Linked DNA regions of Homo sapiens: region 2 is linked to region 1. The links are chromatin loops, found by intact Hi-C in ENCODE. Cell type or tissue: natural killer cell. All regions are shown on one strand. Links, peaks and the distances in the headings refer to the core of each region. The heading gives the core; the rest is flanking DNA.

Region 1 (16,087 bases), core at 3,615-11,614:
AAATTTATTCCTAAGTATTTTATTCTTTGTCATTCTATTTTATTCTTTTTTGTTGTTCTTTTAAAAATGATATTTTTTCTTAATTTTCTTTTTGGATCATTTATTGTTTACAGGAAAGCAACTGATTTTTATGTTACTTTTGTATCCTCTGATTTTACTGAATTTGTTTAACGGGTTTTTTTTTTGCAGTCTTTAGGGTTTTTTACGTATAAGATCATGTCATCTATAAACAGACATAATGTTATTTCTTCCTTTCCAGTTCATATGCCTTTTATTTATTTTTCTTGTCTGATTACTCTGGCTAGTATTTCCAATACTATGTTGAAAAGATGTGGTGAGAGTGGGCATTCTTGCTTGTTTCTGATCTTAGCAAAAAGACTTTCAGTTTTTCAATGTCAAACATGTTAGCTGTGGCTTGTCATATATGGACTTTATTGTATTGAAATAAATTCATTCCGTACCTAGTGTGTTGGGAGTTTTTATCATAAAAGTTTGTTTAATTTTGCCAAATGCTTTTTCTCCATGTGTTAAGATGATAACGAAGGCTTTTGTCCTTCATTCTGTTAATGTGATGTATCATGCTAATTGATTTGTGTAAGTTGAGACATCCTTGCACCTTAGGGGTAGATCCCAGTTAAACATGACGAACGATTCTTTCAACGTACTGTTGAATTTGGTTTGCTAGTATTTTGTTGAATGTTCTTGCATCTATGTGCATTAGGGATATTGGCCTGTAGGATTTTTTTTTTTTTTTTTTTTTTTTTTTCGAAATGGAGTCTCACTCTGTCACCCAGGCTGGAGTACAGTAGTGCAATCTCAGCTCACTGCAACCTTGCCTCCTGAGTTCAAGCAATTCTCCTGTCTCAGTCTTACAAATAGTGGGATTACAGGCATGCACCACCACGCTGGGCTAATTTTTGTATTTTTAGTCGAGACAGGGTTTCACCATGTTGGCCAGGCTGGTCTTGAACTCCTGACCTCATGTGATCTGCCTGCCTCAGCCTCTCAAAGTTCTGGGGTTACAGATGTGAGCCACTGCGCCCAGTTGGCCTGTAATTTTTTAATGATGTCTTTGTCTGGCTTTGGTATAGGGTAATGATGGCCTCATAAAATGAGTTTGGAAGTGTTCTTTTTCTTCAGTTCTTTTGATGAGTTGGAGAAGGATTGGTGTTACTTTTTATTTAAATTTTTGGTAGAATCCACCAGTGAAGACATCAGGTCCTGGACTTTTCTTTGTTGTGAGGTTTTTAATTACTGATTCATTCTCTTTGTTATTAGTCTGTTTAGATTTTCCTGATTCATTCTTGGTAGGTTGTATGTTTCAAGATATATGTGAAAAGATGCTCAATATCACCAGTCATCATGGAAATGAAAATCAAAATCACAATGAGATATCACTTCATATGTGTTAGGATGGCTATTATTTTCTAGAAAAAAAAGATAACAGATGTTGGTGAGGATGTGGAAAAATAGAACTCTTGTACATTGTTGGTACAGCCACTATGGAAAACAGTATGGAGATTCCTTAAAAAAATAAAAAAGAGCTACTATGTGATTCAGTGATCACACTTCTGAGTATACAAAATAATTGAAATCAGTATCTAGAAGAGGTATCTATATTTCCATATTCATTTCAGCATTATTCACAACAGCCAAGATACAGAAATAACCTAAATATCTATTGATACATGAATTGATAAAGAAAATGTGGTATATACATACAATGTAATATTATTCAGCCTCAAAAAAGAAGAAATTCCTGCCAGTTGCAACATCGTGAATGAACATGGAGAATATTCTATTCAGTGAGATAAGCCTGTAACAGAAGGACAAATACTGTATGATTCCAGTTATATACATAAGGCTATGAAGGCGAAATAAGCCCATAACAGAAAGAGAAATACTGTATGATTTCACTTATATGAGGGATCTAAAAATAGTCAAACTCCACATGTATGTAGATGTTTACTGTAGCACTATTCACAATAGCAAAGACATGGAATCAACCTAAAAGCCCATCAATGGCAGATTGGATAAAGAAAATGTGGTACATATCCACCATGGAATACTGCGCAGCCATGGAAAACAATGAGATCATGTCCTTTGCAAGAACATGGATGGAGCTGGAGGCCATTATCTTTAGCAGAAACGGAAAACCACACACTGCATGTTCTCACTTATAAGTGGGAGCTAAAAGATAAGGACACATGGACACACAGAGGGGAATGACAGACACGGGAGATGGAGGGTGGGAGGAGGGAGAGAATCAGGAAAAATAACTAATGGATACTAGGCTTAATACATAGGTGATGAAATTATCTGTATAACAAACCCCTGTGACATGAGTTTACCTATATAACAACCAGCACATGTACCCCTAAACTTAAAGGTTAAAAAATAGTCAAACTCATAGAAGCGAAGAATAGAATGGTGGTTGCCAGGTGCCGGGGGTGAGAGGAAGGGGGTCTTGCTAATCAATGGGTATAAAATATTAGTTATGCAAGATGAAGAATTTCTAGAGATCCACTGGCTAGCATTGTGCCTATAGTTAACGATACTGTATTATATACTTAAACAATTGTTAGCAGTGTAGATTTCATACTGTGTTCTTGCCATGATTTAAAAAAAATCTCCAGAGTCTTTATATATTGTCTCATCTGATCTTCACAGCACCTCATACTCAAAGAAGGTTTTAGTGCTGCTAGTGCATACTAAGTATGTATACTTAAGCTGAGCAGGTTTACTTGACAAGTTCGAGGTTACAGAAGTTGGTGAGTGGCAGAGCAGGGCCAAGGTCACATCTTCTAGCTCTCAAGCACTGCGCTCTTTCTTGTCCCATACTTCGCCACTGTTGCTGCTTGGGCTGTTTTCTAGCGGCAAATGTGCTTGGACTGAGCCATTCAGACTCTCTCAGCCTCTCTTTCTGTGAGAAAGATAGAGCTTTTGTGAAGCCAGAGTTTGGGTTTTGAACTATGAAGTTGTGGTTGAATCTTTCTCTAAGATGGAAGCTACAAGCTTGGGTTCATCAGCACAATACTTCAACTCACTGAACTACCAGCTTCATGGAGCGAAAAGAAAGATTATTTAAATGTTGGCATCTAATTACATTTACCTAGAAGTTGAAGTGTAGGCTAAATATAGCTTGAATTTAATTTCTGTTTTATAAACCCTACAATGTTCTGTTGCCAAAGAGGGCATAGAATTTTTAATAGATAATTTTCAGAATTGCATATGAAGCTTATGTACAGCATCTTTTAGTAAAGGAGCTGAGAATTAGCCCAGCTCAAAATATTTTCCCTGCTTTGAAAATAGACTCCTCTTAGCCTTATGGAGGATGACAAAGCCTGTGGTTGCCCATTAACCAACTGCTGGTTATTACTTGTTAAAATGCTGTTATTATCTCTACTGGACAGAAAAATATTAAAAGCAAATTATATTCCTTTTTGTGTACATCTTCCTTTGAAAACTTTTCTTTCTTTAAAAAAAAAAAGGGGGGATACGTGTACAGAACGTGCAGGTTTGTTACATAGGTATACGTGTGCCATGGTGGTTTGCTGCACCTATTGACCTGTCCTCTAAGTTCCCTCCCCCCACCCCCCACCCCCCAGCAGGCCCTGGTGTGTGTTGTTCCCCTGTCTGTATCCACGTGTCTCATTGTTCAATTCCCACTTATGAGTGAGAACATGCGGTGTTTGGTTTTCTGTTCCTGTGTTAGTTTGCTGAGGATGATGGTTTCCAGCTTCATCCATGTCCCTGCAAAGGACATGATCTCATTCCTTTATATGTCTGCATAGTATTCCACACATTTTCTTCATCCAGTCTATCATTGATGGGCATTTGGGTTGGTTCCAAGTCTTTGCTATTGTGAATAGTGCTGCAAAAAACATATGTGTGCATGTGTCTTTATAGTAGAATGATTTATAGTCCTTTGGTTATATACCCAGTAATGAGATTGCTGGGTCAAATGGTATTTCTGGTTCTAGATCCTCGAAGAATTGCCATACTATCTTCCACGATGGTTGAACTAATTTACATTCCCACCAATAGTGTGAAAGCATTCCTCTTTCTCCACAGCCTCATCAGCATCTATTGTTTCCTGACTTTTTAATAATCACCATTCTGACTGGTGTGAGATGGTATCTCACTGTGGTTTTGATTTGCATTTCTCTGATGCTGAGTGATGTTGAGCTTTCTTTCATATGTTTATTGGTCACATAAATGTCTTCTTTTGAGAAGTGTCTGTTCATATCCTTTTCCCACTTTTTGATGGGATTATTTGTTTTTTTCTTATAAATACATTTAAGTTCCTTGTAAATTCTGGGTATTAGACCGTTGTCAGATGGGTAGATTGTGAAAACTTTTTATAAGTAGATATGTAGCTTCCTTTCTGAGAACTACCTAGAAGATGGAGATTTGGCTGGAGGGTCATCACTGGCTGTGAGAAAGAACACTAAAATGTGGGCCAAGGCCAAAGCTAGAGCCAGGGTTGGGTCAGGGGAGCTACTGCCCATGAGAGCTGGGCTCAGGACAGCACAGCCAGCTCTGTAGAGAAGAGAAACCTGAGCAGGGGCTGGTCTCAGGGCCCAGATGGAGCCAAGGTGAGGTCACCTCACCACCAGTGTAACATGGACAAAAGTCTTGCCTTTCCTAGCCACTAAAGGCTCTGTTCTTTAAAGGACTAGTACTTTTACTTTGGGTGGTAAATCTCTTAGGGTTGGAGTAGTTCCAGAGGTGTGGTGACACATACTTTTGACTTTAGTAGGGTAATTAGGATTACAAAGTGTGGAGAAACTTCAGCATCTTTCAATGCTCTGTATTCTTTAGGAATAGGTGTCTTCCAAAGTCTCCCAGTACCTGGTACAGGACCTTATAATCAATCATCCTTTCATTTCTGTTGCTTATAATGGGTCCATGACAATGGTGACAATTTTTAACAAGTTTAAAAGCTATTCGAGGCTATCAGCAGTAAATGGAAATTATGTTACGTATTTAAGTACTGTTGACTAGTAGCTGTGTAACATACACACGCATACACATACACACATCACATATCTAGTGCTGTCTGAATGAATCTTACAATTGAGTTAAAATGACACCCATAATAGACACATTTTGGTAAAAAGCTGTTCAATCAGTGGAACAGACAGTACACACAGTAGGTTCCTGGGTTAAATTGCAAGTTGGAAAATGCAAAAGAGACTTCCTGGAGTTGGGAAATCAACTGGATTTTGTAGACTGAGTAGGTGTTGGAAAATCAGGGAGGATGGAGCAGTGTCTTCTAGATGTGAAAATGGTATGACCAAAGGCACGGAGCTGTCAAATCCTCTTTTATTCAGGATTTTAGGATTTGTCACCAAAGCCAAGTGGGGAGAAGGGAAATAAGGGTGGAAAGTTAAGGTGGAGCTAGAGTAGGATGTCAGCAACTGCCTGCCCCAGCCCGGCCGAGGAATGGGTAAGTGATTACAGGAAACCAGCAAGCCCACCTCGGCTCAGTGCAGGAAACCGTAGTAAAAGCCATGTCTGTCAGTGTCTGGTGCTTCATCTTCATACTTTGTTGGGGTCTGGGATTAGTCTGTCATAGAGTTAGGTGATAATGTAGCAAGCCAAGGAGCTATTGTATAGGTCCTTGGAAAAAAGAAGTGTTGCGATTTTAAGATTAATGCGTTTACCACATGGATTGTTACCACCCCTGTCTCCCACTGTAGGGCGTATATTTGTGTTGTTTTTCATAGTAGGTATGAGGGAGCTAGATATTTTCTTCTCCCTTTGTGTACCTCTACTCAGCATCACCCTAGCCACCAACTTTTTATGCCCCACTTCTGACACAGGCAGACGTCTGCAGGATGTCAGGGAGTTGAGATAGCAGGTGTTATCTCTGCTTGTGGGACAGAGGGCAACTACTTAGTCTGTTCAAAAGCGGAAGTTATACCTCTTGTCTTCTGACACTGAACAGTGGCTAACAGAGCTCATTGGCTTAAATCCCTTTGTAAATTGTAATCATTATTCTCTTGAGCAAGAATTCTTTCCTAGAAAGGACATTTTTCAGTTAATAAAACATCAGTGGATGTTTCTGTGGAGACTGTTTTGAAGATTTGGTTAAACGAGAAATATATCAGTGAAAGCACCCAGCCCTGGGGTTTCTGGAACTACAACATTCTAGGAGCAGATTTTACCTCTCCTATATAAAATAGGCCTAGTTATTTCCTTGGAGGGTTGTTTTAATGATTAGAAATAGTATGCATAAAGCACCTGGTGCATGGGCACTCAGTAAAGGGTAGAAGTCATCAATACTGTCTACTATTTATATAGATTCCTCCTCCTGAGTTGGGGGTTTGCTGTGGTGCATTGATTCAGTGAGATGCTTTTAAATTAAGAAGGTGGCTGCAGCATTTTCTGTAAGCAGTGACCACGCGAAGCCGGCCAGGCAGAGGCAGGCTTCGTGAAGACTCAACCTGACATAGTCACTGACGAGAAGCAATCTTTTTAGTTTTGCTTTGCTGAGAAGGTGGTGCTGATTGCTTTCTTCCATTGGGAAATCAATTTATTGTGCAGCAAATCTTAGTAAGCAGTTTCATACTATTGCTTTTCTAAAAAAAGAGACATGTTTCTGTTTTTATTAATCATGGAACTGACAGAAGATGGTAGAATTTGTAAAAGAAAATAACCTGTTTGCTCTCCTTTTTACCACACGTACTGTCTTCTATAAATTAGGAATAAAGAAGGGATTTTTATCTTCCAGTCTTGAAGCTATACCCTCTTCTGGTTTGAGACAAACAGCCTCATGTCCTTGGAGACCTGCCATATATGAATTTCTGGAATAAAAGGAATTTTCAGAGATTTTTGTTGGCTGTCATTTTGAAGGCAAAGTAACAGCCATGGTTCCAGGAGATGCCCAAAATAGCTGGGCATGTAATTTTGGGGCTAGATGCTTCCTGATCACAAGCTTGAAAACATGTCCTCCTTGGAGTTGAATCTAAGATCAAGTACCATTGGTGTGGAGAATGAGAGGTTTGTGTGCTATGGTTTTCTGACATATACAGTGCAGCTAATTTTTTTTTTTTTTTTTTTTTTTGTGATGGAGTCTCACTCTGTTGCCCAGGCTGGAGGGCAGTGGTACTTACTGCAACCTCCGCCTCCCAGGTTCAAGCAATTCCCGGGCTAAGCCTCCCGAGTAGCTGAGACTACAGGTGTGCACCACCACGCCTGGCTAATTTTTGTATTTTTAGTAGAGACAGGGTTCACCACGTTGGCCAGGCTGGTCTCGAACTCCTGACCTCAAGTGACCCCCCAGCCTCGGCTTCCCAAAGTGCTGGGATTACAGGCGTGAGCCACTGTCCCCAGCTGCAGCTCACTTTTATATAGTGAGATAAGATTAAAAAAAAAATCTCTTCTCTTGGGTGAAGAGAGCATTTGATAATCTGTTTTATAAAACAGCCATCTGTACAGTTTCCTTAAAGAGAAGTCGTTCTTCATCCTTTTGCAATAGGTTTGATTACCCTATTTTATTTTTACATACAACACTGGTTACGTAAAGTTAAGGGCAGCCTCATGATGGGCCAGCAGTTACCTCCATGCAGGTAGGAGGCAGTGAATTGTGGCCCATTTTTTGCCTCTGCTGAGTATTCTACACCAATGACCAAGCAGCCTCTGGGGGGCAGCAGAACACCGGATAAGACTACTGTGCCCTGGGCTGTCAGGCTTTTCTGACTTGTCATCCAACCCCTCGTTTGTGTCCTTGGCTCAGTGCCCAACCTTCTCTTTGCCTAGCAAAACTCATCCTCTTGGCCTTGTCAGAATGAGAGCCTTCGCCCTTCAGCCTCCTTTGCCCCACTGTCTTCACTCACACCCTTCTCCCCTGCACTCTGGAACCTTTGTGGTCTACTTTGTACCATGTCACATAGCTTAATGATGGGAATTGTTTGCTATTGTTTCACAAGCAGGTTTGCCCATCCTTATAGCAAGAACAAAGTCATGTCTGTTTCCCATAATGCCAGGAATTCCCTGAAGGCCTAAAGACATGCTCAACAGCAGGTGGAATATCCATTAATCTGTAGTGAGTGCTTGATGCCTATTTGCTAATTTGATTGTCAAGATGGTCCTGTTTTTGCACAAAGGAAAGTATTGGCTTTGCTTTACTTATTTCTGAAACTGCTACATTCTCACATGCCTTCAAGTTTAATTGTTCCTGATTGGGGTGAAATATAGAGGACTTTAAAAATTAGCCCAGGGTTGTAATGGAAGCAGTAAGTTGGCTGTACAGATGCAGATTTGCATCTTTGTCTTTCTCCTTCCCAGCTGTGTACCTTGGGCAAATTAATTTCTCAACCTCAGTTTCCTCACCCATAAAATGGGATTATCTAAGGTGATCAAATAATTTATTATCTAAACTGGAAACTGGAACACATTTGAGAGTGGAGGATGTTAAAGAAAAACCAGAGATAGGTAGTAGTTGAAGCAGTAAAAAAAAAATTATTTGGGAACTGTTGTAATAGGGGAAAAGAGACCTCAGTATGGAACTGGACTCTTTTTTTTGAGACGGAGTCTTGCTCTGTCACCCAGGCTGGAGTGCAGTGGCATGTTTTCAGCTCACTGCAACCTCCACCTCCTCCTCCCGGGTTCAAATGATTCTTCTGCCTCAGCCTTCCAAGTAGCTGGGACTACAGGCCCACACCACCATGACTGGCTGATTTTTGTATTTTTGGTCGAGACAGGGTTTTGCCATGTTAGCCAGGCTGGTCTCGAACTCCTGACCTCAGGTGATCCACCCGCCTCAGCCTCTCAAAGTGCTGGGATTACAGGCAAGAGCCACTGCACCCAGCCAGAACTAGGCTTAATTCTGAATACAGCTTGGATAAGGGGGATATAGCCAAGGAGCAAGGTGGGGGTCATTGAGTGGAATATTAAGAGGAAACATTGGGAAATAGGAGGATTCTGGCTAAACAGACCTAACAGGATTCCTCCTGAAGGCAGCCAGGGTGATCAGACACCAAGAGTAGGTGATGAAGAATTTGGCCAGATGATGGAGCATGATCAGATATTGCAGGTGGGGGGTTCGTTCTAAACTGACTTAGCAGGATTCTTGCTACAATAAAGATGGACACCAAGGTTGAGGCCTAGAGAGCTTAGAGGAGCTTGACTAAAGTTTAGTCAAGGAGAGAGTCTTTGTCCAGTGGCACAGTTTTATCATAGAGTCTTTTAAAAGATTTATTGCCTGATAAGTTGTTTTTATTTTTAGCCTGCCTACCTATACAGTTGTTCTATTAAGCCAGGTATAGTGACTCATACCTGTAATCCTTGCACTTGGGAGGCTGAGACAGGAGGTTCACTTGAGGCTAGGAGTTCAAGACCAGCCTAGGCAACTTTTATATCATCTCTACAAAAAAAGTTTTAAATTAGCTGGGTGTGGTGGTGCATGCCTGTAGTCCCAGTTACTTGGGGGGCTAAAGTGGGAGGATTATCTGAGTTCAGGAGTTTGAGGTTGTGGTAAGCTGTGACTGCACCACTCTACTCCTGCCTGGGTAACATCTAGAGATGCTATCTCTAAAAATAAAATAGTCCTGTTGAAAACATTTTGAATAGAACAATTTCCTCTCTAAAAACAATTTTATTTCCTCTTCAAAAACAAGTTTGATCTCCTCCCCTAAATTAATATATAAACAGGACAAATGCTAAATTGTTTAAAATGCTGGGGCAGTAGGTATAAACTATACATATGGTGCTTTAAAGAATCAAAGTGGTACATGTAAGTGTCTAGTACTTGGAACATACTGTGTATTCAGAAAAGGATTTTTTCATTTTCCTTCCTGGAGGAAGGTTGGACAAAGAAGCACTGATCAGCAATAAAGGCCTATGGGCTTTTTAAAAAGGCTATTGCAAGAAGGGTATGCTCCTAGCTTTCCAGGTCCTAACAGCTCAAGGTGTGAGTTTTGTCCAACTCAAGCAGGAAATTACTGATTGAAGAACATAGTACTGTCTCTACGTACTCAGGCAGCTGTCTCAGCAATGGAGAACATACCCAGGGGACAGCTATGCATTTTGTCTGGTACTTTGGCTGCCCTGTGAGCACAGAGCTCTTTTCTTTATTGTGAATTCACGACTGCTTCTGGGCAACCTGCCTAGAAAGCTGGGGAACCGTCTCTGGCACCCATCTGCTGCACCCAGCTCCTGCCTGTTTAGGAACGTGATCTTACCAATTGCATTTAAATAATGGGTTTACCATAAACTTAATAGTTTGAGCTGTAAAATCCACACTTGCTGTATTAGTCCATTTTCATACTGCTATGAAGAAATACCCAAGATTGGGTAATTTATAAAGAAAAAACACTTTAATGGATTCACATTTCCACATGGCTGGGGAGGCCTCACAATCATGGCAGAAGGTGAAGGAGAAGCAAAGGCACATCTTACATGGCGCCAGGCCGGAGAGCATGTGCAGGGGAACTGCCCTTTATACAACCATCAGATCTCGTGTGAGACTTATTCGCTATCATGAGAACAGCATAGGAAAAACCCACCCCCATGATTCAATTACCTCGCGCTGGGTCCCTCCCATGACACGTGGGGATTATGGGAGCTACAATTCAAGATGAGATTTGGGTGGGGTCACAGCCAAACCATATCACCTGCCTTGAAGGTTGCTGGCCTCATGTAGCCAGAAGCTTAACTGCCATTCTGTGATTGGATTTCCAGGGTTGGGCCCATCCCTTTCAGAAACTCTAAATTCATGACTTCTTGCCCTGCCTCTTGTAAGTGCTATTTTGCTCTAGTAATGAGAGCTCTTGAGCCTGTGTGTTCATTTAACCTAACACCCTGCAGAGCTAAGGCTTGGGTTTTCGCCAACTCCTTGTGGGATGGAGAATCCAAGGAATCTGGCCTCTTGGAAGTGAGGAAGGATCTGCATATGTGAACAGCAGTATGTGACAGGATAGTCAAGCTGGGGAGCAGATAGAGTTGCAGGGCAGCCCTCTGTATGTCTCCTAACAGCCTCTTCTTTCTCTAGGTATGTGTACATTCCAGTGGGCGGGTCCCAGCATGGCCTGCTGGGGACACTGTTTTCCACGGCGATGACATTTGCATTTGTGAGCTACTGGCATGGCGGCTACGACTACCTCTGGTGCTGGGCAGCGCTCAACTGGCTGGGAGTCACTGTGGAGAATGGAGTCCGGAGGCTGGTGGAGACTCCCTGCATCCAGGACAGTCTGGTGAGCAGGATCCTTGCTGCTGTGTTAGGGGACAGTGGAACTAGGCAGATCAGGTTTATTAGGGATGGGGCCATCAGATTCCCTGCCCCCACTATGGGCCCTTTCTACTAGGTTGGTTCAAAGTCCATATGCCTAGAGGCAAGACAGCTGGAAAAGAAGCTTCTGTAGTGCATATATGTGTGTTTGTGCATGGGTGTGTGTGTGTATATATAACTATAAAAAATGTATTATGTAAAAATTAGAACATTTAAACAAGAAAATAACCTCTCAACAGAAACCATGTTAAGATCCATTCTTCTAAATTTTTTCCATGTGTATATACAAACAGACATATGTATATAACATTAAAACAAATGCTATTACAGAGAGATGATTGTATCGGGACCACCTTTTTAAGTCACTGAGTCCATACCTAACCACCCTTTTTAATGGCTACATAGAATTCCCTTACGTGGATATGCCATAATTTATTTTAGTCTCCTATTATTAGTAATCATATTATTCTAAAGATTTTTTGCAACTATCAACTGTATTAAGATGAATATCATAACCAGGATGAATTCTCGTAAGTGAAATTTCCAGGTTCAAGGTTTTTCTCATCTTTAATGTTCATTATGTATATTGCTTATTAACTCTTAACTGCCCTGTAGACAAAAGTACACTAATTTGTATTTCTACCAATGGTGCATAAGAATGACCTTGCTAATACTGAGTATAACTGGAATTTTAAATCCTTGATAGGTATTGTATATAGTAGTATAAAAAACAGCTAAGGTTTTTAAGAAGCAGTTCAACTTTACAGGAAAATGATTTGGAAAATCAATTAAGCATTTCTCTTTACACATATATTTTAAGTGATTTTAAACTATGGGCATAGCTTTTATCTTGCGAATGTGATATATGATATATTACAATCTTGTAGGAAATCATCAGTTCTGAAGATGTAGCAATATTCCTCTAACCCCGAAAAAAGTAGCTAAAAAGAAATGTGCTGGCATCAGTGTTCATGGCAGGCAATCACACACAGAAAATTTGAAAAATGATTAATGTGGCTACATTCCACCCAGTGTGAATAACTAAAGCAAATGCACTTTAAAAAGCCCTGTCAAAACAGAATACATTTACATATGTTTTTATAAAGATAGCCATAGTACAAGTGGACAGTTATTTCAATAAAAACTGAAATAAACCGAGTAGTCAAACAACACATTGGAGGGGATTTAAATATGCTCATGTATGTATAAAGATAAATATTTTTCCAGCCATCAGCAGGAAAGAAATGCCAGTGGATTCTAACAGAAAATGTTATTTCAGTGAAAGCCATGGCTATGTAACACACAGGAAAACCAAAAAGGATGGTATCATAAAGATTTTAATCTTCATCCTCAAATCTGAGCATTCTGCTCCAAAGCCTGAAAACACAGTTACCACCTTTGAAAGTCAGAAGGTTCTTTTCAGCCCAGTCTGTAGCCCTGCAACACATTTCTGTGCTCTTTCATGAAGCAAGTAACATTAACCTTGAACTTAATGTTAAGCAGTGCTCTGTGGCCTTTGAGCCATAGCTTATGCTAGTAATAATTTTAGAAATCTAAAACATTCGAGTAACCCAACTGTGCCATGTAGCCTGTGACCTGTTCATTTTGGTTCAAAATAAATCAAGGCATCAAGCACACTTACTCACAGGATGAAGCTCTTGCTTGTCTACCTTGCTCCATCACACCTTGCTCCAGGACTCACTCATTCACCTCACTTGACCTTCCATCTACAATTCAGGTACCTTGGTACATAGTAATTTTTGATATGCATTTTTTTGGCAAAATATTTGTCTTATATGTTGCAAGTATGATGTTTGGCTTGCATATTTATTGAGCAAGAATATATGAAACTTATTTTTATCACCTACAAGCCTGGTAGGCAGTTACAGCTATTTAGACGATGGACTCCTTGAGTACATGGCCAGGTTCCCATTACTCTGTTTATCCCCATTGTCTGAGTGAGCCTCAGTGTTAAATCAGTGCACAATTAGTGCTTTCATATCAGGTTGATTATTTAGTTCTTCCTCCACTTGCCCAGACATAGAATCTTCCTCCAGTACCCTGTTTCTTATGTAGTTCCACACAACATCCAAATGCACACAATTTTTTGAGTAAACTATTTCCCCACTTAGGTTACCCTTCTTCCCTCTCTTTTCATGAATCAATTTCCTGTTCTTCTGTCAAAATCCAAATGAAGACTTACTGGCTTTGTGAGTTAATTATGCATGCCCCTCACATCCTCAGTAGTATTCAGAGTTCTCCAGAGAAACAGATCAATAGGATGTGTGTGTATTTTGGTAGGGGGATAGGGATGACGGTAAAGAAATTTAGTATACAGAATTAGACCATGTGATTTTGTAGGCTGAGAAATTCAGACCCAGGAGAGCTGATGGTGTAAGTTCCAGTCCAAAAAAAAAAAAAAAAAAAAAAGGCAACAGAAGACCAGTGTCCTAGCTCAAAGACAGTCAGGCTTGAAGACAGAAAAAAATATTGTGTTAGCTTTCTATTCTATTCAGAACTTCAACAGATTGGATGAGGCCCGCTCACATTAGGGAGGGAAATCTGCTTTATTCAGTCTACTGATTCAAATGTTAATCTCATCCAGAAACGCCTTCACCAGAACACCCATGAATAATACTTAAGTGAATATTTGGGCCCAGTCAGGTTTACAAATAAAATTAACCATCACACCCTTTCTTCATGGTGTATATCCTTCATCTGTTTTATTAAGATAGATTAGCAGATCTCTAAATAACAAAAATTATTTTTTCTTTGTCATATCTTCTTTACAAAAAATGTTTGTGGGTACATAGTAGTTGTTTGTATTTATGGGGTACATGAGATATTTTGATACAGGCATGCAATGTTTAATTATCACATGGGGGTAAATGGGGTATCCATCATCTCAAGCATCTATCCTTTCTTTGCGTTACAACCAATCCAATTATACTCTTCCAGTCAGTTTTAAATATGTAATAATTGTTGACTGCAGTCACCTTGTTGTGCTACCAAATACTACATCTTATTCTATATAGCTATATTTTTGTGCTCATTAACCATCATTCCCCCCAACTACCCTTCCAAGCCTCTGGTCATCATCCTTTTACTCTCTGTCTCCACAAGTTCAGTTGTTTTAATTTTTAACTCCCACAAACAAGTGAGAACAGGTGAAGTTTGTCTTCTGTGTCTGGCTTATTTCCCTTAATTACTTCCAGTTCCATCCATGTTGTTGCAAAAGATAGGCCCTCATCCTTTTTTATGGCTGAATAATACTCCATTGTGTATATGTACCACATTGTCTTTATTTGTCTTTTGATGGACACTCAGGTTGCTTCCAAATCTTGGCTATTGTGAATAGTACTACAGTAAACATGGGAGTGCAAATATCTCCTTAATTTACCGATTTCCTTTCTTTTGAGTATATCCCAAGCCATAGGACTGCTGAATCATATGATAATTCTGTTTTTAGTTTTTTGAGGAACCTGTGAACTGTTTTCCATACCGTGGTCTTGTACTAATTTACATTCCCACCAACAGTGTACAATGATGCCCTTTTCTCCACATCCTTACCAGCTTTTTAGGTAAAAGCCATTTTAACTGGGGACAGATAATATCTTATTGTAGTTTTGATTTGAATTTTTCTGACTTTAGTGTTGAGCACTTTTTCATATACCTGTTTGCCATTCATATGTCATCTTTTTAGAAATGTCTATTCAGATCTTTGCCCATTTCTTAATCAGATTATTAGGTTTTTTCCCCGTAGAGTTGTTTGAGCTCCTTATATATCCTGGTTATTAATACCTTGTCAGATGGACAGCTGACAGATATTTTCTCCCATTCTGTGGGTTGTCTCTTCACTTTGTTGATTGTTTCCTTTACTGTGCAAAAAACTTTTAACTTGATGTGATCCCATTTGTCTATTTTTGCTTGGTTGCCTGTGCCTATGGGGTATTACTAAAGAATTATTTGCTAACTCCAGTGTCCTGGCAAGTTTCTCCAGTGTTTTCTTTCAGTAGTTTCATATTGTGAGACCTTAATTTAAGTCTGTAGTTCATTTTGATTTGATTTTTTTTAATATGGTGAGAGATAGGGGTCTAGTTTCATTCTTCTTTATATGGATATCCAGTTTTCCCAGCACCATTTTTTGAAGAGATTGTCTTTCCCCCAGTGTATGTTCTTGGCACTTTTGTTGAAAATGAGTTCACTGTTGATGTGTGGATTTGTTCCTGGGTTCTCTATTCTGTTCCACTGATCTGTGTGTCTGTTTTTGCCCAATACTGTACTATTTTGGTTACTAGAGCTTTGTCGTATATTTTGAAGTTAAGTAATGTGATTCCTCCAGTTTTGTAATTTTTCCTCAGAATAGCTTTGGTTATTCTGTGTCTTTTGTGGTTCCATATAAGTTTTAGGATTTTTTTTTTAAATTTCTGTGAAGAATGTCCTTAGTATTTTGATAGAGATTGCATTGAATCTGTAGATTACTTTAGGTAATATGGATGTTTTAACAATATTGATTATTTCAATCCATGAACATGGAATATCTTTCCATTTTTTGTGTCCTCTTCGATTTCTTTCATCAGTGTTTTATAGTTTTCATTGTGGAGATATTTCACTTCTTTGGTTAATTCCTAGGTATTTAATTTTATTCATAGCTATTATAATTGGGATTACTTTCTTGATTTCTTTCTCTTAGTCTGGCTAAAGGCTTGTCAATTATATGCATCTTTTCAAAAAACCAACTTTTCTTTTTTTTTTTTTATTATACTTTAAGTTCTCGGGTGCATATGCACAAGGTGCAGGTTTGTTACATATGTATACATGTGCCATGTTGGTGTGCTGCACCCATTAACT
Region 2 (16,087 bases), core at 3,719-11,718, 890 kb after region 1:
ACCATGCTCAGCATGTGCCTTACTCACATAGTAAGTGTCCCAAAATGGTGGGTCATTTTCTTGCTACTCTTGCCAGTGATTTCCTGTTTGATGGTGGGCAAATTGCTTAGCTCCTGGCTACACTGGAAAGGATGTTGCTTTCTCATCTACCTCCCAGAGTTAGTGTGGAGGTCAAATGAGAAAATGAACTGAAGGAAAGCAATGTGATGTGGTGGTAGGTGGGAGGCATCCAAGCTAAGCCTCAGGAAACAGAGGCTACACCATGGGGACAGGTCACTGAGGACCCAGAGGCAAGTGAGCAAGTGGAAAATAAGAGCACACACATAACACAGCAAGAAGCCTTTGAACACCCTTCTGGTTCCAGGAGCTTTATATGCCTTGATATCAGTTAATTTCCACAACCACAGTGTCGTGCAAATATTGTTACTCAAATGAGAAAACTGAGACTCAGCAAAGTTAAGTAGCTGTGCCAAGGTCACACTGTTTGTAGATGTCACAGCAGGTGCTCCATGTCTGCAGCTGAGAGAGGATGTGACGGCGCAAGTCTCTTGTCCTGCCAAAGGCTATCCTGGGCAAACCTGCAAAGGGAGGCTGCTTCCGGCTGGAGAAGAATGGTGCACTCAGAGCGCACTCTGCTCCGGTACAGGCGCTGATCCATGGGGATCCCACAGCCAGCACAATGGACTCTCTGGCTGAGCCGCCCGTGACCACCAGGGGGCCTTCACGGGACCTCTGCAAATAAGAACAAACTTGATTCCCAGGACCGGCTCGCATCTGAAGATGGCTTTAAGCCCAACGGTCAAACATGTCACTTTTACCTGTTCTGAGGACAAGGGCAGCACCTGCACCCTCCCACTCACCTTTACTAGCTCCAGCTGCCTCCCTCCCAGTTCTACCACTTGGCACAAGAAGCAGGAAAGAGTTCCCTACAACCCACTCCCAGACAGCTATTTCTACCTGCTGGATTACAACTTTCTCATTTTCTCTCTCTCTCTTCTTCTCTCTCTCTCACCCCTTATGAATAGTGTCCATAACAGACACCAGATAATTTTCATCCTATGTAATTGTATTCTTGCAGGTTTATAAAAAAAGCTCAGATCTTATCACCCTCTCCATTTTCTAGTTGCTATAAAATGGTATTTGCAGCACTCTTGACAAGATACATTTTGGCCAGGCATGGTGGCTCACACCTGTAATCCCAGCATTTTGGAAGACTGAGGTGGGTAGATCACCTGAGGTCAGGAGTTCGAGACCAGCCTGGCCAATATGGTGAAACCCTGTTTCTACTAAAAATACAAAAATTAGCTGGGCATGGTGGTATTTTATTTGTAAAAAAAAAAATATGAAAATAGCCTGCAACCCCAGCTATTTGGGAGGCTGAGTCAGGAGAATTGCTTAAACTGGAAGGAAGAGGTTGCAATGAGCCAAGATCGTGCCACTGCACTCCACTCCAGGCTGGGCAACAGAGCGAGACTCTGTCTAAAAAAAAAAAAAAGATACATCTCATCTTCAAGCATTTCCTGAATGCTGCTAAGGAGATGATAAACATCGATCACAGCTGATAAACATCTATGTGATAAACTACTTTGCAACCATCTATCTCTAACATAAGATCACATAACCATTGTAATAGGTCCAAAGCGCATTAATCTATTGAAATGAAATCATTTGTGCATGTGTTAGAGTTAAATAGATTCAGTTGTGCCAACAGAGAATTTCCTGATTTCCCCAGAAAGAATAATCTAAAACCATAGTTTTCAGCCTTGGCTGCACAATGGAACCACCTAGAAAACTTTAGAAAAACTGATGCCTGAGTCCCATCCCAAGTTTCTGATTTAACTGGCCTGAGATGTGGCCTGGGTGCCAGATAATCTAATGTGCAGCCAAGCTTGAGAACCACAGATCTAAAAGATGAGGGAAATTGGGCTCAAGGGCAATGATTAAAGAGCCAGGTCTGGACACTCCAGAGGAAGGAAGGTGAAAAGTGCTCTTCAGTGTGTTCAATCGACTTTCAGTTACCCATACTAATTGAAGAGAAGACTGTCACAGACAACTGTAAGATCTTAAACTTGAAAGTTCTTTTATAGTTGGGAAAGCATTTGATCTTATTTAAACCTCACCACAAGCCTGGGCAGTAGAAAGGTATCTATGCTTCTCTAATAGATAAGGAACAGGAGCCTCAAGAGAGTGAATGATTTGCAAAGATGTAAGTGGCAGAATAATTTCACCAGAACTATAATCCAGAATGTTCAATAGCCTCAAAATTCAAACAATTTTATCTAGACCGTTAAATTCCTTTTGTTCCCCTGAGTAAGAGCAAAATCTGCTCATGGGTTAAAAAACCAAGCCAACCAACCAACCAAACAACAACAAAAACAGGAAACTTTTTAAGATAAGATGGAGTGGCAGAGAAAAAACAAAAAAAACAAAACGAAAAGTTTCTCAGAAAGCAATAATAGTGAGCTGACTTCACAGTAGGGACAATGAGTGACTGTCATTTCTTCCTGTATATATCTACACCTGGGCAGAAGGTTGATATGGCCACGGACAGTTAGACAAAAAAACTTTCTCATTTTCCCACCCATGAGACCTTCAGTTGGAACCTTATTTGTCGTCTTTGAAGCAAGAATAAAAGTAGGATGGAAGCTTCTGCGAATTACCTTGATATGAGATTAAAGGTAATTTTAAGGTCTTTGGAAGAACTGAGATGATATTACAACAGTCATTTTAATATTAAGCTATTCAGATTTTCAAAGAGTACATCTTTTGACCCTTTGAGATTTTGGGTTGCTCTCTTAGGCAGAGCTTTGGGAGCTGATTTCAGGGTCGGCAGGGGCATCTCATATATTTTCCCATCCACTTTCTTGTAGCAACAACACCCCCCTTTCACTTCATGTGGTCTTAGTGGGGCTGTGATCTGGTGCCCTAGGTTCCCAGAAGGGCACATGATCCAGGCTAGGTCACTCTTAGTACCTCATTCCCCAGCAATAGTAACTGGTCCAATGGTGGTAGACATCCCAAGTAGGGGCAATCAAGGTGTATGTTGGTTACAGGTCAGTTACTCCAATATCTGCAGAGATAAACTTCAAATCTCAGTGGTTTAACAAATAGAAGTATATTTGTAATTCACATAAGAAGTCCAATATGGCCTTCCATGTGGTCATTCAGGGACCCAGGCCCCTTTCATCTTGTGACTACCCTCTCTTCTTGGGTCTCAGAGTCCTCTCCATTCAGCCAGCAAATGGGGAAAGAGAACAGAGAATCACTTTTGGAAGGTTTTTAATGGGCCAAACTGGAATGGAGGCTTTCATATCTGCTCACATCCTATTGGCCAAACTTGGTCACATGGCTACTGCCAAGGAAAGGGAGGCTGGAAATGCCATGTAATTGTGAGTTCAGCAGAACGAAAAGCAGGTTTGGTGACTAACTCGCCAGGCTCTGCCACAAGGTCTTCCTCTGGGATTAGTATATGGGTGTTGGGAGTGCTAAACTGGGGACACATCAGCCTGAACTACCAGCAGCCATCTTTTCTAGTTGCAGGGAGGGATGTGATCACACTAAAGAGGGGATTAAGAGTCAACCACTGGCCGGGCACGGTGGCTCACGCCTGTAATCCCAGCACTTTGGGAGGCCGAGGCGGGCAGATCATGAGGTCAGGAGATCGAGACCATCCTGGCTAACACGGTGAAACCCCGTCTCCACTAAAAATACAAAAAATTAGCCGGGCGTGGTGGCGGGTGCCTGTAGTCTCAGCTACTCGGAAGGCTGAGGCAGGAGAATGGCATGAACCCAGGAGGCGGAGCTTGTAGTGAGCTGAGATCGCGCCACTGCACTGCAGCCTGGGCGACAGAGGAAGACTTGGAGTCTCAAAAAAAAAAAAAAAGAGTCAACCACCACACAGAAGAAGACAGAGCTAAGAGATGGAAAAAAAGAAGGAGAAGGGGAGGAAGAGAAAAGAGACTGAGAGAAGGAGGAAAAGAGGAGGAGGAGAGAGAGCACATTCCATTGCGCTCAGGTTTGGTCAGTAACAACCCTGAACTTCCCGATTATGGGTGCCATCAGGACCAGCTACATAAGGGCAAAATTAAATTTGGAGACCTTTGTTAAAAAATCATTAATAATTTCAAGACAGCAAGAGTCTTATCTGGCTGGAAGGCTTATGGGTAACCACACCTCTGCCCCATTTCCTTTATAATTATTACCCATGGTGTTGTTCAGTAAATATTTGATGAGTAAAGGAATACATTCTTAGGTTTTTGACTACTGTCTGAGTGACATATCTTGAGTTACACAAACTGAAATGAGACATGAGCACCATAGTGCCTCAAAGAATGTATAATCTAATGAATGATACAGATGTATCATAATTGCCTCAGTGTTCACTCCTCTCTTCACTCTGCCTCTGTCCTAGGTAAGCTCTCTATGTTGGTGTCCCTATTCACCTATCTGTTAAGTGCATTTGTAAAGTACCTACTGTGTGCCCAGAAGATGGGGACACAGAAGTAAAAGACCTACTTCCTGCACTTAAGGATTTCACAAACTACTGGAGGCGGGGGAACAGCAAAGTGAGAGGAAGAAGCGACAGCAAAAGCATGTGCATTGACATCACTTTGTGATAAGTACAGTGATAGAGTAGTTGGGGACTGTTCCAAGAACACAGAAAGATCTATAATGCTGACAGCATGTGGAAGGAACTCTGGCTTCCAGTTCTAGGCAGCCACATAATGCCCAATCTGAAACAAAACATAATGCACCTCAATCCCTGGTCAAGATCAAGTGAGATGACATGAGTGAAAGCACTTTGTAAACTGTAAAGGGTCATTAAAATGTTAATAAAAGAGTTTCTTGATGACAAAGCCTTTTCTGTCCACAGCAATATTATTGGGCTGGCTTATTTGGATAAAGTACACATTTCCCCTGTTCCTTTTACAGTTTGGAGACTTTTTTTTTTTCCCTAGTGGCTTGATTTCTTTTCTACTAAGGAGAGGTTAACTTCAACTGTATCCCCCTTTGCCTTGGATTCTAGAGAGGCCTATGGCCCTGAGCAGGTGCCAGAAGTGGCTTCGAAGCAGTTAGCTGCAGTGCTCAGTTCACATAGAGAGGAACAGCTTGTTCCTGGAATGTAATTTTCCCTGAACCAAATCCTAGCTGAGTTGGGAGACTGAGCTGGAAAACTTCCAAGTTTTACTGCCGAGCTTTAAGAATATTGTGTTTGTTTCAACAAGGGAATTGTAACTAGAATGCAATACAATAAAATGTTTTAGAAAACACTTCCCAACCTCTATTGGCTTGTGAACACCTTTTACGGTTATATAAAAACTTGCACATTTTTAGAAACTTAAATTATTATTTTTGCCTTGAATATGATAAAGAAATAATTTTTGTTTTTGTCTTTAGCACCTTAATATTATAATGCTAATTTGATGCAATATGTAATAATATTTGTAAAGGGAAATAGATGTCAATTTCCCCTTTTAACAAATGAGTCAAGGTAATAAATCAAAATAATTTTCTAAAAATAATTTGTCTATGAATAAATTTTGAAGTAACATTGTGTTTTTTTGGGAGACCATATGAATATTAAGACATAGACTGAAATTTAACTATGTGATGAACAATGGCATCAAAAATAGACAAACTTTTTTCATTATCTGCTATTGGAATTCTTCAGATTTCCCCTGAGTTATTTTGATAAATGTTAGTGTTTTGTTTCTAAATGGCAAGAAAAAGGGAGAAGGTTTTAGGTTGCTATTTGCAAGCATGTCCTAGTAAATAAAACATATGATGTGACAAGTATTTTCATCAAATGAAAAGTCGGGTTAGATATATTGTCACTATCAATTTTTTTTTTTTGGGACAAAGTCTGGCTCTGTCGCCCAGTTGAAGTGCAGTGGTACCATCTCAGCTCACTGCAACCTCCACCTCCCAGGTTCAAGCGATTCTCCTGCCTCAGCCTCCTAAGTAGCTGGGATTACAGGCATGTGTCTCCATGCCCAGATAATTTTTGTATTTTTAGTAGAGATGCGGTTTCACCATATTGGCCAGGCTGGTCTTGAACTCCTGACTTCACGTGATCTGCCCCCCCACCCCGCCATGGCCTCCGAAAGTGCTGGGATTACAGGTGTGAGCCACCATGCCCAGGCCACTACCAATTTTTAACATTACGTTTCAAAGTATGAAGGAATCTTGGTTCCGACTATGGAAGAATTTTAATCAAATAACATAACGAGGATCTGAGTAAAGCGTATCATTAGGCTAATTTGCAGAATTTTTATCATTTGTGTTCAGTCACTAACTTATTGCATGTTAACATGAGTGTTCCGTAAGCACTCTATCTTTAAGCAATGCTTCATTATGGAATTACATAATACTATATGACCACTGTAAAACAAACTGCAAATAAAATATAATAAAATAACAACAACAAAAAAATAAACTGCAATTTTCTTGTCAATGTGTGGGACTTGATTAGATCCTTGTTCAAAGGAATAAACGGCAAGAATCATTTCTTGGGAACAGGGAAATGTGAATATGGACAGGGCATTAGGTAATATTAAAGAATCACTGTTAATTTTGTTAGGAGTGATAATGGTAGTATAGTTATATAGGAAGAAGTTTTTATTCCTATGTAGTGCATACTGAAGTATTCAGGGGTGAATTGTCACAACACCTTGGGATTTATCTTAAAATACTCCACACACAAAAATAAAGACAATATGGCCAAATGTTAGTAACTATTAAACTTTCATGGTAGGTATATGGGGCTTCTTAAACTTCTCCCTCTACATTTTTGTGTTTGAAGATTTTCATAAGTTAAAAAAAAAAATGTAGTCACCAAGTAGTACAAGCCTCCCACCCACGCCCTCTAGTGGCTAGTGGTATTGAGCTGGGTGCAAACAGGCTGGCTGTGGTAGTCTTGAACACACTCAACCCATCCCCTCCAAAATAACACCAGCCACTCATCAGATACTTACAAGGACACTCTCAAACTTTTTGTTCTTTTATTTGTGGTTATTGAGGTTTCAATAATAGTAATGGAAGCAGACCTCATTAGTCCCTTTAACAACCTGAATCCAGAGGAACAACTTCTGGACCCTCATGAATTTGAGAGCCACCAGCTGGGGATAGCCTGTAGTAGTCTGAGGAGTGTCTAAGGAGGGTGGTGGATTCTGTCCACATGCCTGCGGCTCGAAGGGAAGGTTTTCATTGGCAGCCAGTTACTTAAACTTAAGAAAGAACACCACATTGAAAGCCTAAGGTCTTCCTTCTCTTTGGGGAGAATAGGTACATGTAAGGTGATAGGGAAGGAGAAAAATAGACATTCTCTTATCCAGCCTCCTTTGAATCTCCCTCCAGGTTAACTACTTCCTCTAAAACATTTGCTGACCCACATCCAGGGCACCCGGAAAGCCCACAATGTGGAGGCCTTTTTCTAATCCTCCCCCAACACTTTTGCCCCTACCAGCTGAGCAGTCTGCTTACCAAGGGTCACTTCTGCTTGTTCCAAAACTCTTTTACGCCAGTTGTTCTTATTGTTATGATTAAAGTGCAAACCAAGAAAACTTAAGTGTAGAACTCCCACCAGACAAAACATATAGGTCACAAAAAAGCACAGCTTGGACCCACATCAAAAGTTTGGCAGCCAGGCACAGTGGCTCATGTCTGTAATCCCAGCACTTTGGGAGGCCAAGGCGAGTGGATCACGAGGTCAGGAGTTCAAGACCATTCTGGGCAACATAGTGAAACCCCATCTCTAATAAAAATACAAAAATTAGCTGGGGTGATGGCACGTGCCTGTAGTCCCAGCTACTTAGGAGGCTGAGGCAGAAGAATCACTTGAACCCGGGAGGCAAAGGTTGTGGTGAGCCGAGATCACGCCACTGCACTGCAGCCTGGGTAACAGAGTGAGACTCAGTCTCAAAAAAAAAAAAAAAAGTTTGGCAACCAAGTGAACTTTTTATGTCTTCAAATAAAATACGTAAGATGTTTAAGATGTATATTTTAAGTGATTCTCAACTTCTACCAATTACATTAATAAGCCAATCAACTCTTTCATCTTGATAGTGTTGGATCAGAGGTTTTCCACCATCCTATGATTCTCTGTCCAGATTCAAGTGAAAATCCAAAAAAACTTCAAAAGGGAAGTTCAAAACCAAATCATTCAAAAAAACTTTTTTCCACTGAGGGAATACACACTTTTCCCCCCTGTTGATTATATCTCCTCCGGGTATTTTATTTAGGCTACTATTAAGGTCCACTTGCATTTTCTGCATGTGTGCTGGTAGTTGAGGGTAGACACTTCCCCACCCATCCCCCTTACACCCCACTTCAACCCCAGAGTGTGTGGGAAGGCCTCCTGGCCTTCCAGATTTTCCATGGGTGATCCACACATTGGGTAATCCACATGCCCATCATCAAGGCCTAACCATGTTAGAAAAGGGAAGGACAATGAAGCTGCAGGAAGCTCTTCTAGAACATTTCACTCAGCTGCCTCAAGGTCAGTCAGGGGTTTGGGCATCACTTTCTGGAGAAAGCCAGAGAGCAGGTGTGACCAGCTGCAGAAAGCGGAACCCTGGAATTGAGAAACCTGGGCTCTTTAGGGCAGCATCTGAAGTCCTTGGAGCTGAGCCTCTGGAAGAAGCTGTTAGGGACTGGCCACAGCCCATGCGATGACATTGTGGCGTGGGGTAATGAGTAACCTACCTCCACCCCTAGCTACACTTCTTGGAGAGCAGCTTAGATTCTCATCCCACTGCCAAGGTAAGAGATGGATCAGGCCACAGGTAGGTAGAGATGTAGCCTTTGGACCTGTCCCTTCATAGCCCAGGATTCCAAACTCAGGAACAGACACTATTCATGCAGGAACAATCTCACTGTTCATGAGGAGCTGGCTGCAGTTAAAGGCAGAAGAAGTGTCCCTCTCTGAGCCTCAAGTTCCACATTTACTAGCTGAAGAGAGTGGATCTAAATGTCTCTCTGGTCCCTTCCAGCTGTGCCTGCCTATGAGGCTGTGTGTGACCCACCTGCAGTGGTGAGCTCAGCCAGTCACTAGCAAGAAGGCATACCAGCCAACAGGTCCCTTCTCATTGGGGATGGGGGTAGGGGGGTGAATGGGACATCCCTGAAATTGGGGTGAGAACCTAGGTCTTGCCAAAAGGCAGGGCAACTGTCCCCTTTTAGACAGAACCAGGAGATGAGGATGGGGCAATGGTCTGTCTTCCAAAACCTTGAATCTGCCAGTTAGGGAAGGGGCTGCTCCTGCAGACTAGCGCAGGAGAGGGAGAGGGCGGTGCCGCTCTACGACCTAACTCAGCTTTGTGGCCAGAGGAAGAGGATGGGGCAGGGAGTCGCTTCATTTTATAGCAGCGTCTTGGGATGGGGCCGCCTCTTGGGTCTCCTCGTCAGGCCTAGGTGGGGAGGTTCCAGGGCCCGGCGCTCCGGTCACCGGCCTATCATTCCCCCTGCAGAAGGCTCCGCTTCTGGGCAGGGAAGCGGCCGGGGTCAGTCGGCTTTGGGCGCCCGGAATTCGGGCATGCTCCAGGACCGCAGTGGCGGCGGTGTGTCCCGCTCCACGTCCTCGGAGATGGTCCTGATGTCGCTGGCGAAGGGCGAGATGCGCGCGCGGGTCTTGAAGGTGGCCAGGCTGCCGCGGGGCCGCAGGCTCCACTGGCGCGTCAGCTTGTGGGCCTCCTCTTCCTGCTTCATCCTCTCCAGGACCTCCTGCAGCACCGAGCGGAAGAGCTGGGACACCTCCTGCACCTCGGGCTCCTGCTCCGCCAGCAGCTGCCGGAACCTGGGCGGGAGGGGAGGGCGCTGGGGACATTCACCCACAACAGCGGGTCTGGCACCCCGGGCGTCTAACCCCGAGGGGCTGCCCGTGCATCCTCATGGCCAATTAGTCCACTCTACTCTGCTCCTGAAGCGAATCAGGAACCACCCCACGCTGCTACTGCTTCAACCAATCCTGCGTTCAAATCCCAGCTCTGCCACTTCTGGCCTCAGTTGGCCTCAGCCTCCTCGTCTGTAATCTGAGATGACAGCTGCCTTTGTGTGAGCTATAATGAACTAAGATATGTAAAGATCCTGACACTTACCTAAGGTTGTTGATGACGAAGCATTAAGGGGAGCCCTTTGCCGTGGCAGCCTTCTGGCTAAGCCTCTCCTGTCTCTTCTCCACCCACTGGCCAGCATGATCTTTCTGAAACCTATATCTGATTATGTCACTGCCCCTGTGATATTCCTTCCAGGTGAGCTGTTTGCCATGCACAGGGGTCCCCTGATACTTCCCTGGAAGACCCTGCACATCAGCTGGGAAGAATCACTTGTGGCCCCGACATGTCCCAGCTTCTCCCAAGGCCCTGTGTTTTCCCAAGCTGTTTACTCTGCCTAGGCTATCTTTGCTTAGAGCTCACAAGTTAATGTTAGCAAGTCTATTTAATACCAGGTTTCCTCCACCAGATTGAGAGTCAGGACTTCCCAGCAGTGACATGAGACCGGAAATGAGACAGGACAATCATGACCTGTGTGTACCCAGCCTTCCCCCTCACTTTTGAGGCTTGATTTGCCAGCCCAGATTCCCTTTTCAGCAGCTCCACCCCATGACCCACCCCCGTCCCCAGGTGCTTCTGGAATAGATACACTTTGGAGGCTTCCACAGTACAGAATCAGAGCTGGGGGAGAGTAAGGTTCTCCATCTGGAGGAAGAAAGGGGAGGGATGGTAAAAGCTCTGCAAAAACCAAGGAGTGTGGACGGGGCTGAAGAAGGTGAAAGGGGCTGAAGGAGAGGAGCTTTTGAAGGGAATTTCAAAGAAAAAGGTGTATAATAAATGCATATGTTGGTTAAAGGGATGGGTGAGGGAAGATTTTGGGAGACTAACAGGAGTTTTAAGATGTTTTATTGTGGATTTATATTCCTTTACAAAGAGAAATGTAGACAAAGAACTTGAGTTATTTTGAAATTACTCGATGCTTCCTTGACATCAGCACCAATCCTTCTGAGACAGGACCATGTGGTCACAGCTTCAGTAAGTCAGTAAGGTTACATTTATATTCAAGGAACATTGTTGTACCCAAGCTCTAAATGTGCAGTGCCCCAGGGTTTTGTTTGAACCCTTCCTACACACACACACACACACACACACACACACACTCACCTGTGGTCAGACTAGCATGAAAGCTAACATAAGCTAAGATAATTAAGAATCTGACTTTGGAGAAATGTCTGGAAAACTTCTCCGAGAAGGTAATATTGAAGATAAACTGACAAGAGAAAAGAAGCCAGGTAAGTTAAAATCCAGGACAATAACAATCTGGGCAGGAAGAAGAGAAAACTCAAAAGTATTGTGTTCTCTTGAATCAAAACTCACGCGCCTCCAGGAGCTGCCTCCTGCCTCCCGCTGGACCCCTAACCCTAGTCCAGCGTTTCATGGTCTCTTTCAGACTCCTTTTCCCCTCTTGCTCCTTCTAACAGATAACTAGGTCATCCAGGCTCCCTGACTCTAGTCCTGGTGGCCTCAGGCCCCTGCCACTGCAGCCACCTTTCCTGGAGCCTGCAGCCCAGCAAGGGTCCCCATCCCAGTGCTCACCTGAGGATAGCAGGCCCACAATAGGATGGGTGGATCTTAACGCAGACATCTTCCAGCTGCAACCGCTCAATGGGGCTGAGGTCATAGGTGGACCGGGGTGTGCTGGCCAGCCAGCTGTAGTCCACACCGGTGCAGACCTTTCTGACCGCATTGCTGCGCTCCCGCTGCTGCCTCTCAGCCTCTCGCATCTGCCCCGTCAGCTCCATCATAAGCGTCTCCAGCACCATCTCAGCAGGGCTCCTGGTGGACAGCCGGGATGGGGCCTCGTTCCACCGAAGCCATGAGATGAGAGACATAGCCCCTGGCCCTGCTGAGACAGGACAGATGTGCATCTTTCCTGGGCCCCTCTGTTAGTCAGAGTGGGGAACCTGGGAACCCAAGGGGGAGAGAGGAGAGCTGGGACCCAGGAGAGAAGACCTGCTCTGCCCTAACAGTTGAGTGGCCTCAAGTAGGTGGCTTAATTTCCCTGAGCAATCATTTCTAATTCTGTAAGACAAGATAGGGCTGTTGTGAGAAGCAGTTGTGAATAAACTTTGTACACTGTAAACATCACATAAAAGTAAGAGACTCTTGTGATTATGATCCTTAAAGCATCCCCAGGATTGTGCCCAGAGAAAGGGCCTCCTGAATCCTCACTAACTCCCAACAAAGCTGGAAACACATGGACTATGGCTGAGCACAAGCTTTCCCTATGACTTAAGGGGAACACACACACACACACTCAGAACAGATACATCCTATGTCAGTCTACCAGGAAAACACCCTCAGCTTCTAAATGCCTCCAGCCTATTGACGAAAGACACTTAGAACTCTATGGGGTTGGCCAGCCATGGTGGTTCACACCTGCAATCCCAATACTTTGGGAGGCCAAGATGGGCAGATCACCTGAGGTTGGGAGATCAAGACAAGCCTGACCAACATGGAGAAACCCTGTCTCTACTAAAAATACAAAATTAGCCAGATGTGGTGGTGCATGCCTGTAATCCCAGCTACTCGGGAGGCTGAGGCAGGAGAATTGCCTGAACCCGGGAGGTGGAGGTTGGGGTGAGCCAAGATCACACCATTGCACTCCAGCCTGGGCAAAAAGAGCAAAACTCCGTTTAAAAAAAAAACTGTATGGATTAACATTAACCTGAAAAAAACCAACTTACCCACCATTCATTCATTCAGCATTAATCAAGCACTGTGTACACATCTGTGGAGGGACATAAACACGAAAGGATGATGCCAGGATCCTGCTCTCCAGGAGAGGCAAGATTTGTTGAGTAAACGCTGCAACATCAATGGAGAGAGGGAACTCTGCTGGTGAAGCATAGAGTCAGCACTGATGTGGGAGGGGAAGGTGTGACCCTAGATGGTGAAAAGTGCCAGAGTGGGCTGAGAGGTGAGTGCGGGCTTCAGACACATGGGCTGATGGAGAAGGGGTCCCAGGTGGAGGGAGGATCCAGCCATAGAACAAGGTGAGACAGGTGGAGGTCTGACAGCAGCGAGCCTAACTCATCATGGAGCCCCCACACAGGCCTGCTAAATACAAATTTAGTGAAGGACAGACCGAGTAGATGAATGAACGAATGAATGAATGGGTGAATGAGCTACTCCATGACCTGTCAGATGTGGTCTGTGCTTCTGACAACAGTGAAGGGAAATGACATTCCCGAGCTAAAGCCTGAAGTGGGTCTTCGAGGGGTCTCACTTCATCTTTCTGCACCTTTCTCCCTCCAAGCCGTTCCCCCTTCCATGCACCAATGATCCCATTTCTGCTTAGACCCTCCATACGCAGAGAAAAGAGGTCAGATGAACTCAGTCTCAACAGCATGGTGATGAAGGAGGTGTCACCTCCAGAGGACACATGCATTTTTAGGCCACCCTCCCATCACCCTGCACCCCAGTGCTTAATGCAGAGAAATGAATTGTTAAGGTAAATAATCAGACACAAAGGAGAATATTATGATGGGGTAGCAGCAGCCTTCTGGAAGGCCACAGCTAAATCTCTACTTACCGATGGAGACTTGAATGACCAACTCCTTTAGCAACCAACAGAATTAAGAAATCTGAAAACAGGCCAGGCATGATGGCTCATGCCTGTGATTCCAGCACTTTGGGAGGCCGAGGAGGGCAGCTCACTTGAAGCCAGGAGTTTGAGACCATCCTGGCCAACATGGTGAAACCCCATCTCTACTAAGAATACAAAAATTAGCTGGGCATGGTGGCACATGCCTGTAGTCCCAGCTACTCAGGAGGCTGAGGCAGGAGAATTGCTTGAACTGGGGAGGCGGAGTGAGCTGAGATGGTGCCACTGCATTCCAGCCTGGGTGACAGAGCGAGACTCCAACTCAAAAAAAAAAAAAAAGAAATCTGAGAACTTTCATTCTCCACGCAACCTAAGCCTATCACCAATGGAGGCTTCAGATTACACAGCTGACCGCTTCCTGGGAGAGTGGGACGAAAGGACGAACCATTAGACCCTACTCCTGGGGTCAGTAGCAGCTAGGACGTTTACTTCTTAGCCCTTACCTGCTTTATGTGCCCAGAATAAAGAGGTTGGGTAGTACTGTGTGTACTGGGGGGTGGGAGTGCAGGGGTGGGGGTGTCATGGCCAGAGAGCCATGAGCATCAGGAGCCTCGCCTAAGGCTAAAGGATTCCATCAGTTCAGGCACAAGGACTGTAACTGTAACTGAATGTGTCACTTTCCCTGGAGTGTTTGTATTTTTAAAAGTCTATGGGTTAGATTGATGCTTAGCACCAAAAGAGTGAATGGTGTAGCCACTGAAGAGCACTGCGAGCATGCGGAGTCACTGTTCCTGCAAGGGCTACTGAATGTGCTGGGCTACTGCACAGCTCCATGCCTTTGTCATGTTCCTCCCTCTGCCTGAAATGCCCGCCCATTCTACATGGAGACCAGGTCTAGGGTCAGCACCCTCGGAAGCTTTTCTTGACCTTCCCATCTCCGAGGTAGATGTGGCCACTCTCTACCTTGTCCCCTGACTGCACTCTGCACAGGTGCTTTTCAGAGCTCAGGAGCACTTTACGGAACGTGACTGCCTACCTCCCCTGACCCCGGGTGTGGTATGTGGTCAGGGCCTGTGCCTTATTCACCTTTCCATCCCTGGGGCTGGACATGTAGTCAGTAGGCACTTAATAAATAGCAAACAAATGAATGAATGAATGCCCGAACAAAGGAACGAATAAATGATGGAGAAGCTATAACAGTTGGATCAAGGAACAAGCCCCACAGACCTGACCTGACCTGATCCTGAACAAGAAGGCATTTTCCAAAGCTCCTTAGGGAGCTTTTTTTTCTTCTTAATCTGGGTTTGAATTTGAGCTGAAAGAAGAGAGCAAGAGAGTGGCTTGGCAGCAGAGGGTTCTCCTGTGGCCGGGAGAAATGTGAGAGAAGAAATGGAAGACACTGAAGAAAACTTTTGCCTCCAGGGCAAATTGACTGCAGAATATCCATGCCACAGCCACATAAGCTAACAAACTATTAAATAAAGTATGTTCCGTTTCCTCCCTTGTGAACTATACCTTCCTAACAACATGGAGGGTGAGATTCAGACAGCATTCTTGGACTCCTCAGAGTTCTTCTCTGACACATGGAGGTGGGTTGGGACTGCTCTCGGCCCTCAGCCTGCCTCCCTCTCTTCCCACCTCCGCTTCATCCCACATGGTAAGGGGCCTTGCAAACACGTGTGGGGACACCCCAGCTTTCACCTCCAAGGCCCAGCCACACCCCTGCAACCAGCCACCTCTGTGCCACCCTCTGACTTAGGGTTGCTCGCTGGCAGTGCTGTCTGCCCTGCTCAGTGGCCCCTTCTGTGGGGAAGTGGGCGGGCGACTGTCTGGCAGGGAATTCTGATTTCAGTCCCTAAGCCTGACCTCGAAGGGAAGTGCCCACAGGGTGGCATGTCTCCTGGACCCCCAGACACTTCACCTCAAGGCAGAGTAAGGCCAGAAGCAAGCCCGAGTACAGTCTGGGGTGCAGCCTGTATGGGGTCCTGCTTCCCTGGGCTTAAGGCTCCCGACCTGAGCTGGCCGCTAGAGAAGGTGCTTTGTGACCCACCTCCCCCATCTCCAGATGGCAGGGGCTGAGTGGAGTGATCCCACCTGAGTCCTGAATTTTGTGGGCTCTAAGCCTCTTTGGCCCAGGTGTAGGGTCTCAACAGGGGAGGAGGGTGTTCTGAGTCATCTCCTCCCCATCCCCTCACTTCCCGCAACTCTGGCCAGGACTGGAGGCTTTGGCAGAAACAAGATTTCTGCTGGTGCTATTTCTGTCCCCAGTGCCAGCTGCTCCCCCAGAAGGCTCTTCAGTGGGTCCGATTAAGTTCTTAAGGGCAAAGGAGGGAGGGAGAGACAGAGGGAGGAAGAACAGAGACAGAGAGGCAGGAGGGCAGGCTAGACAGACTCCAGAGGGGGCTGCCTTATCCCAGGGTATCCCCAGAACCTGAACCTCGGCTGAGACTGGGAAGGACGTGGTGCCTGGGGGAGGTCTGTTAAACAACAG

The links. Peaks named below come from ENCODE experiments on the same cell type or tissue, not always from the same donor. Only the 100,000 strongest peaks of a DNase experiment are listed, where the experiment ranks them.
Region 2: a loop joins it to region 1, with 36 times the contacts of the local background. A loop is called at or near these places in 6 of 110 quality-filtered maps.

What each region holds. Positions count from the first base shown.
Region 1 is chr1:210,576,899-210,592,985 of GRCh38, forward strand. It overlaps HHAT (hedgehog acyltransferase), which reads left to right. Exons shown (of 12, transcript NM_018194.6): 10 at 11,000-11,201. Among named protein-coding and RNA genes, the nearest start is that of HHAT, 260 kb to the left of the region's middle. In natural killer cell, for the core only: no CTCF peak of the experiment used is centred there; a DNase peak (open chromatin) is centred at 7,673.
Region 2 is chr1:211,469,535-211,485,621 of GRCh38, forward strand. RD3 (RD3 regulator of GUCY2D) reads right to left here. Exons shown (of 3, transcript NM_001164688.2): 2 at 11,586-11,892; 3 at 6,988-9,793. The coding sequence starts at 11,881. The coding sequence ends at 9,502. Among named protein-coding and RNA genes, the nearest start is that of RD3, 15 kb to the right of the region's middle. In natural killer cell, for the core only: CTCF peaks have their summits at 6,862 (motif pointing left) and 7,068; a DNase peak (open chromatin) is centred at 6,877.